2 separate regions of the Mus musculus genome follow, and region 2 is linked to region 1. Evidence: chromatin loops called from intact Hi-C (ENCODE). Cell type or tissue: heart. All regions are shown on one strand. Links, peaks and the distances in the headings refer to the core of each region. The heading gives the core; the rest is flanking DNA. Region 1 holds the start of Gm31640 (a long non-coding RNA gene). Region 2 overlaps Flvcr1 (feline leukemia virus subgroup C cellular receptor 1).

Evidence for each region. A loop is a pair of places that touch in the nucleus more often than their neighbours do. Peaks named below come from ENCODE experiments on the same cell type or tissue, not always from the same donor. Only the 100,000 strongest peaks of a DNase experiment are listed, where the experiment ranks them.
Region 2: it touches region 1 in a loop (2.3-fold over the local background); 2 of 42 quality-filtered maps call a loop at or near these places.

Annotation. Positions count from the first base shown.
Region 1 is chr1:191,131,007-191,133,816 of GRCm38, reverse strand. Gm31640 (a long non-coding RNA gene) reads left to right here and starts at 1,092. Exons shown (of 3, transcript XR_373868.3): 1 at 1,092-1,315; 2 at 2,359-2,648. In heart, for the core only: no CTCF peak of the experiment used is centred there; no DNase peak of the experiment used is centred there; H3K27ac peaks cover 1,231 bases.
Region 2 is chr1:191,010,799-191,013,608 of GRCm38, reverse strand. Flvcr1 (feline leukemia virus subgroup C cellular receptor 1) reads left to right here. Exons shown (of 10, transcript NM_001081259.1): 4 at 178-245; 5 at 1,367-1,470; 6 at 1,963-2,073; 7 at 2,316-2,421. Among named protein-coding and RNA genes, the nearest start is that of A230020J21Rik, 13 kb to the left of the region's middle. In heart, for the core only: no CTCF peak of the experiment used is centred there; no DNase peak of the experiment used is centred there.

The DNA.
Region 1 (2,810 bases), core at 249-2,748:
CTGCTTCCATTCCCATACTCTGCCCGATGCTAAGACTCCATGGGGAAGCAACCGGAAGCACAGAGAGCTTCTGCCACCTGGTAATCAATTCAATCTGGTGATTTCAGATAAATTTGTCCTCTTTCTTCACAAGAACTGCTGACACTACCGGGGCTCTTTCCTTTAAAGAAAAAATTAGATTTACTTAAGGGGATGGGGGCACATGTGGAGGTCAGAGGGCAACTTCAGGAGTTGTTTCTCTTCCCCCACCAGGCAGGTCCCAGGGATTGAATGTAGATCACTGGGATTACAAGAACCCTGACCTACTTACTGGACCATTCCTTGGGCCCACTTTTGTTGTTGGTAGTGCTAGGGATTGAATGTAGCCTTTTGCCCCTGTTGGATAAGATCTTGTCACTGACCTGTGGCCCTGATCCTTTACTTCTTGAGACAGGGATTCACTGAGTTGTCCAGGTCTTTAACTTGTTTTGTTGCGGAGCTTTTGATTCTCCTGCCTCAGCCTCTGGAGTAACTGGAATGGCAGGTTTCTGCCATGAAGCCCTGGCTCAGCCCAGGCTCAACTCAGGTCCTGCAGATGAGTCCAGCTGCACGGCTTATCTCTCTAGAGCAACCAGCTACTGCTTCCTGTTGGGGGGACTCTCCCATTACGTGAGACATTAGTGGGTAGCCCCACTGCAGATTAACAAAGCCAAGGCCCAGGTCTGAGCCCCAGACTGGGCAAGGACAGCGTTGTGTCAGACTTCAATTCCTGAAGTACTGAGCAATGTCCGGAGGCATAGGCATTCTTCCGGATGAGCAATCTAAGCCTGGCCACAAGGTGCTTATTGAACTTCCTGTCTCTTCCCTGCTGTTTCCTCCAGTCTCTCCCTGGTCCTTCCTTTCAGTAAACCCCCTCCCTGGCTGTCAACACACACACTATTTTCTTGTTCTGAGGGCACTCACCATAGCAGAGCAAGACGGTTGGTGACCCAGCGGCTCCCTCTTCTTCTCTTGCTAAGAGAACCCTGTTTGTTTGTTTGTTTGTTTGTTTCATTCGTTCACCCATTTTCCTTATGCACACTGACTGGTCAGAGCAGGAGTGGCAGAAAATGGGAGCCATGGGTAGAGCTTGGATCCTATCCCCTCAGATGGAGGGCAAAGAAGCAAACAGAAAGGGGCAGAGATACCTCAGTTAGACTTGGTCAGGGCGTGGTCAGGGGTGACTGACAGGCAAGGTGTGTCCAAGCACCTGCCAGAGCTGCTGGTGTTCTGTGTGGATGTGCAAGTACACACTCGCTCTGCAGCTTGGCTCCATCCCAGCCTGGAGATAATAATGGTGAGTTTCTGATCCTCCATCTCCCCCTCCTAAGAGCTGGGATTACAGATGTGAGCCATCACGGCCAACGTATCCATGGAGATCACAAACCCAGGGCTGCATGCATGCTGGATAAGCACTCTGCTGAGTCCTCAACCCCTCCTTATGCCTTTTTGGTTCTGTTCTGTTTGTTTTTTTGAGACAAGGTCTTACTATGTAGCTCTAGTTGTCACTGAATTTCCATGTAGATGGTGATCCCTGAACCCGCATATCACCACATGTGGCCCCTCTTTATAAAGTGTACTTTTGTGATCCTTTCAAGAGAGTGAAGATTGAGAGGAATCAGAGAGGAGACAGCTGGGGTAGTGAGGATGGCACCAAGAGAAGACGTGCTTGCTCTCTCTGTGTCACTCCCCCTCCTCCACCCCGTGTGTGTGTGTGTGTGTGTGTGTGTGTGTGTGTGTGTGGTGTGTGCCTCCCTCTGTCTGTCTCTGTCTCTTTCTGTATCTCCCTTTCTCTCTGTCTGTCTCTGTTTCTGTCTCTCTGTTCCCTCCCTGCTATAAGCCTGCCCTGATGATTAAGCTTGCACTTGAGAGTCAGAGGGCTATGAGGACAGTTAAGCCCCTCCCAGGAAGAGAATCAGGTTAGGGAATGGGGAAGAGGGCAGCCTTGTGTTGGGTCCATGCTGTGTAGAATCTAACACCAAGTGAGAAGTAAGTTGTTTTAGTAGCAGCCAACAAATAGTCCCGTGATTGTAAAGCCAAATCTATCAGTACCTGTGTAGAGACTGAAGAGGGACGGACTTACATCAGAGACAATATATAATGTAATTGATATAAAATATAGGCCTGAGTATGGGCTGGTATGACCTTGATGGAGGAAGAAGGGTTAGGTCATGGACCTTTCTGTTGTTCTTGGGTGGCTTCAGGTCCAGTGTGAGAAGAAGAGGAACTAGAACTAGAAATAGAAATAGAGTGGGAAGGGAGAGCAGGGGCCAAGGAACTGGGAGGGCACAGCCCTAGAACCCTTCATCTTCTCTCCATCCTTACCTTTGACCTCCACAGGGTGCCATGGCACACTGGCACATGCACACACAGAGAGATATAAAAAGAAACTCCCAACTGGGTGCAGTGCCTTGCCTCTCCAGGTGAACTCTGACTGGCCCCGTCTCTGACGTCTCAGGCTGACAGCTCTTCCTCAGGCTTCATCCACACCCCTGCAGGAGCTACTTAGGCTCAGCCAGGCTCAAGAGCTTCCCTCACCAGCCTCTCTCACCACCTGAGGAGGAGGCAGCAGACCGAAAGGCTCACAGAAGAACTTCTGGAGACTCTCTGGAGAGCTGGAGCCTGGCAAGGTGAGGGCGGGGTGAGAGGGCAGGGGTGGGGTGGGAGACTTGTGCCTTCATCCTGTCTCTCTAAGTCTGTCTTCCTCACGCCTGGTGGAAATTCCTAAAGTCTAGCACTCCGCACGTCACCTACGCCTACACAAGAGAAACTGAGGGTTCTTGGTTTTAACA
Region 2 (2,810 bases), core at 137-2,636, 120 kb after region 1:
ATCAAGACTAGCACAGATCTCTAGTAGACAGTATAAATCCATCTGTCCCATTTCTGACAGCAGTAATGGTGATATTTAGTCTTTACAGGCTGATAACATTACATATTACACATGTTGCATAGGATTCCATGTTGCTTCATAGAATGGTGAACTTAAACTTTTTTTTTTTCTTTGTAGGTATCATGACTGGAGCATTTTATTCAATCTCAACATTATTGAATCAAATAATATTGACATATTATGTGGTAAGCTTTTGTTGTCTGTGGTTGTTGTTGTTTTCTGAGACTGTCTTGCAATGACTCATTGGCTAGTCTGAAACTCACTGTGTAGACCGGGCTGGTCTGGAACTTGAAGTGACTGTCCTGCCCCTGTGTCCCAGGGCTGGGATTACAGGTGTGTGCCACCATGCCTGGCAAGTTTCTGCTTTTATTCTGTATGCTTGGCCAAGCCTTTTTCTTTAACAATATAATTTACATTGGCATGGTTCTAGAATGAAGACTGTGGCCTTGTTGTTGTAAACATTGATGCCTGCTTCTAAAAATGCAGCATACCATGTAAAACTCAAGGTGGAAAGAGCTGAAGGAAGCAGATTTGGGGGACAGAAGGCAGACGGGTCTCACGTTTACAGCAGAGGGGCCAGGGTGGCTCACGTGACTCCAATCCAGTTTCTGTGCATCCTGGACTCAGTGCACAGTCACTGTCCCCTGCACTTTTTACTGAGCACACCTAACCCTCTTTACAGGCATTGTGGCAAGACTTTAACTCAGTTATACGGAAAAGTGCAAAACCTTGTAAGGACTATAAACCTAAATGTCGAGGTCTGTGGCCTCTGGGTTAAAAGGAGCCAGCACCCTTACTGTGCCTCAGCATTGCCCTCGACTCTCTGTTTGCACATGTGTAAATGGTTTTAGAGTTTACCAATGTAAGCCCAGCTGTGGTGGACCCAGGACGTGTTTCCTTTCTTACTTTCATTTTAAAAAAAAAAGATTTATTTATTCATTTAATGTATGTGAGTACACTGTCACTCTCTTCAGACACCCCAGAAAAGGGCATTGGATCCCATTACAGATGGCTGTGAGCCACCATGTGGTTGCTGGGAATTGAACTCAGGACCTCTGGAAGAGCAGTCATCTCTCCAGCCCCTTCTTTCACTGTATTATAGCTGTTGTTGTCATTGTTGCTGTTGTTTAAAATAGAATGCCTTCAATAAATCACCCTTCCCAAAGACCCAGCTCTAGCCCATGTAATGAGTCTTCCTATTATGTGCTTAATTTTATGATTATTTTAGTTAGCTGTTTTACTGTATGGAAAGATGAGCTATCGTTTGAACTAGAGATATCTGCTTATCTCCTGCACATTATCTTAGGGAGAAGAGGTGAATGCTGGGAGGATCGGGCTGACACTGGTGGTAGCTGGAATGGTGGGCTCTATTCTCTGTGGCTTATGGCTGGACTATACCAAAACCTACAAGTAAGTGACAGTAGGTATATGCATAGCATGCAAATAAAGATATATCGATTTTAAGGAGAGAGGTTTCACTAGGTAACTCAGCTGGCCTGGAGCTCAGGCACCATTCGGCCTCTGCTGCCCAACTGCCAGGATTACAGCAGGTACCGCTGTGTCTGAGTAATGCTTGCAATGATCTGCCTTACTGGTCATATTCACTTCACCCCTGAAAATGTGAAGACCTTACAAACCTTCTACCCCTACCTCTGCCTGTGTAGGTTGTTTCTATCTAGAAAGAGGCTTCCCTGCACAGCACCAGGCTCCTGACAGGCTTCATCTTGTCTTCTTTATGTTGTGGACTAAAAAAAAGAATTATTTGTATGGAAAAAAATTATTGTTGAGCTAGATACATTATCTACAGATGACAAGACTGGTTTGTCTTTCTGAGGAGAGAGTGGTAGCTAGCTGCATTATTCTCTGCAGAGGGACCCACTCACAGCTCTGTCTTTGTTTTAGGCAGACAACTCTGATAGTGTACGTTCTGTCTTTCATTGGAATGCTCATATTCACATTCACACTGAACCTCGGGTACATCATCGTGGTGTTTTTTACTGGTGGGATTCTTGGGTAAGTGTCAGGTGATATACCCTGCTTCTGTGACTCTGAAGGAGTGTTTAAAAGGCCCTCCAAAGATCCTTTTGATGTTTTAGACTCTAAGAGTTCCATTATTACATGTATAAAAGTGTTGTTCCTCAGAACTATAACAAGAAAGCTTACGCTCATTTTGGTATGTGGTTGGTGAAAACAGATGAGCTTGCCTGTACAGGTGGCTGCCCCTCTCATATGCCGCCTGTCTTGTGCTCTCTTAGCTTCTTCATGACTGGTTACCTCCCGCTGGGCTTTGAGTTTGCTGTGGAGATCACCTACCCTGAGTCTGAGGGCATGTCCTCAGGGCTCCTCAACACTGCTGCACAGGTAATCCTTTGCTTCCTCCAAACAGTTAACCAGGTAGCAATCACCAGCACTTGATAGGTAGAGGCCCGAGGACCAAGAGTTCAAGGCCAGTCTCAGCTATATAGTGTGCCTGAGGCCAGCCTGGGCTACATGAGACTGTCTCAAAAAAACAAAACAGGGCTGGTGAGATGGCTCAGTGGGTAAGAGCACCCGACTGCTCTTCCAAAGGTCAGGAGTTCAAATCCCAGCAACCACATGGTGGCTCACAACCATCCCTAACGAGGTCTGACTCCCTCTTCTGGAGTGTCTGAGGACAGCTACAGTGTACTTACATATAATAAATAAATAAATTTAAAAAAAAAAAAACAAAAAAAAAAAAAACAAAACAAACAAAACCACAAAACCCAAGG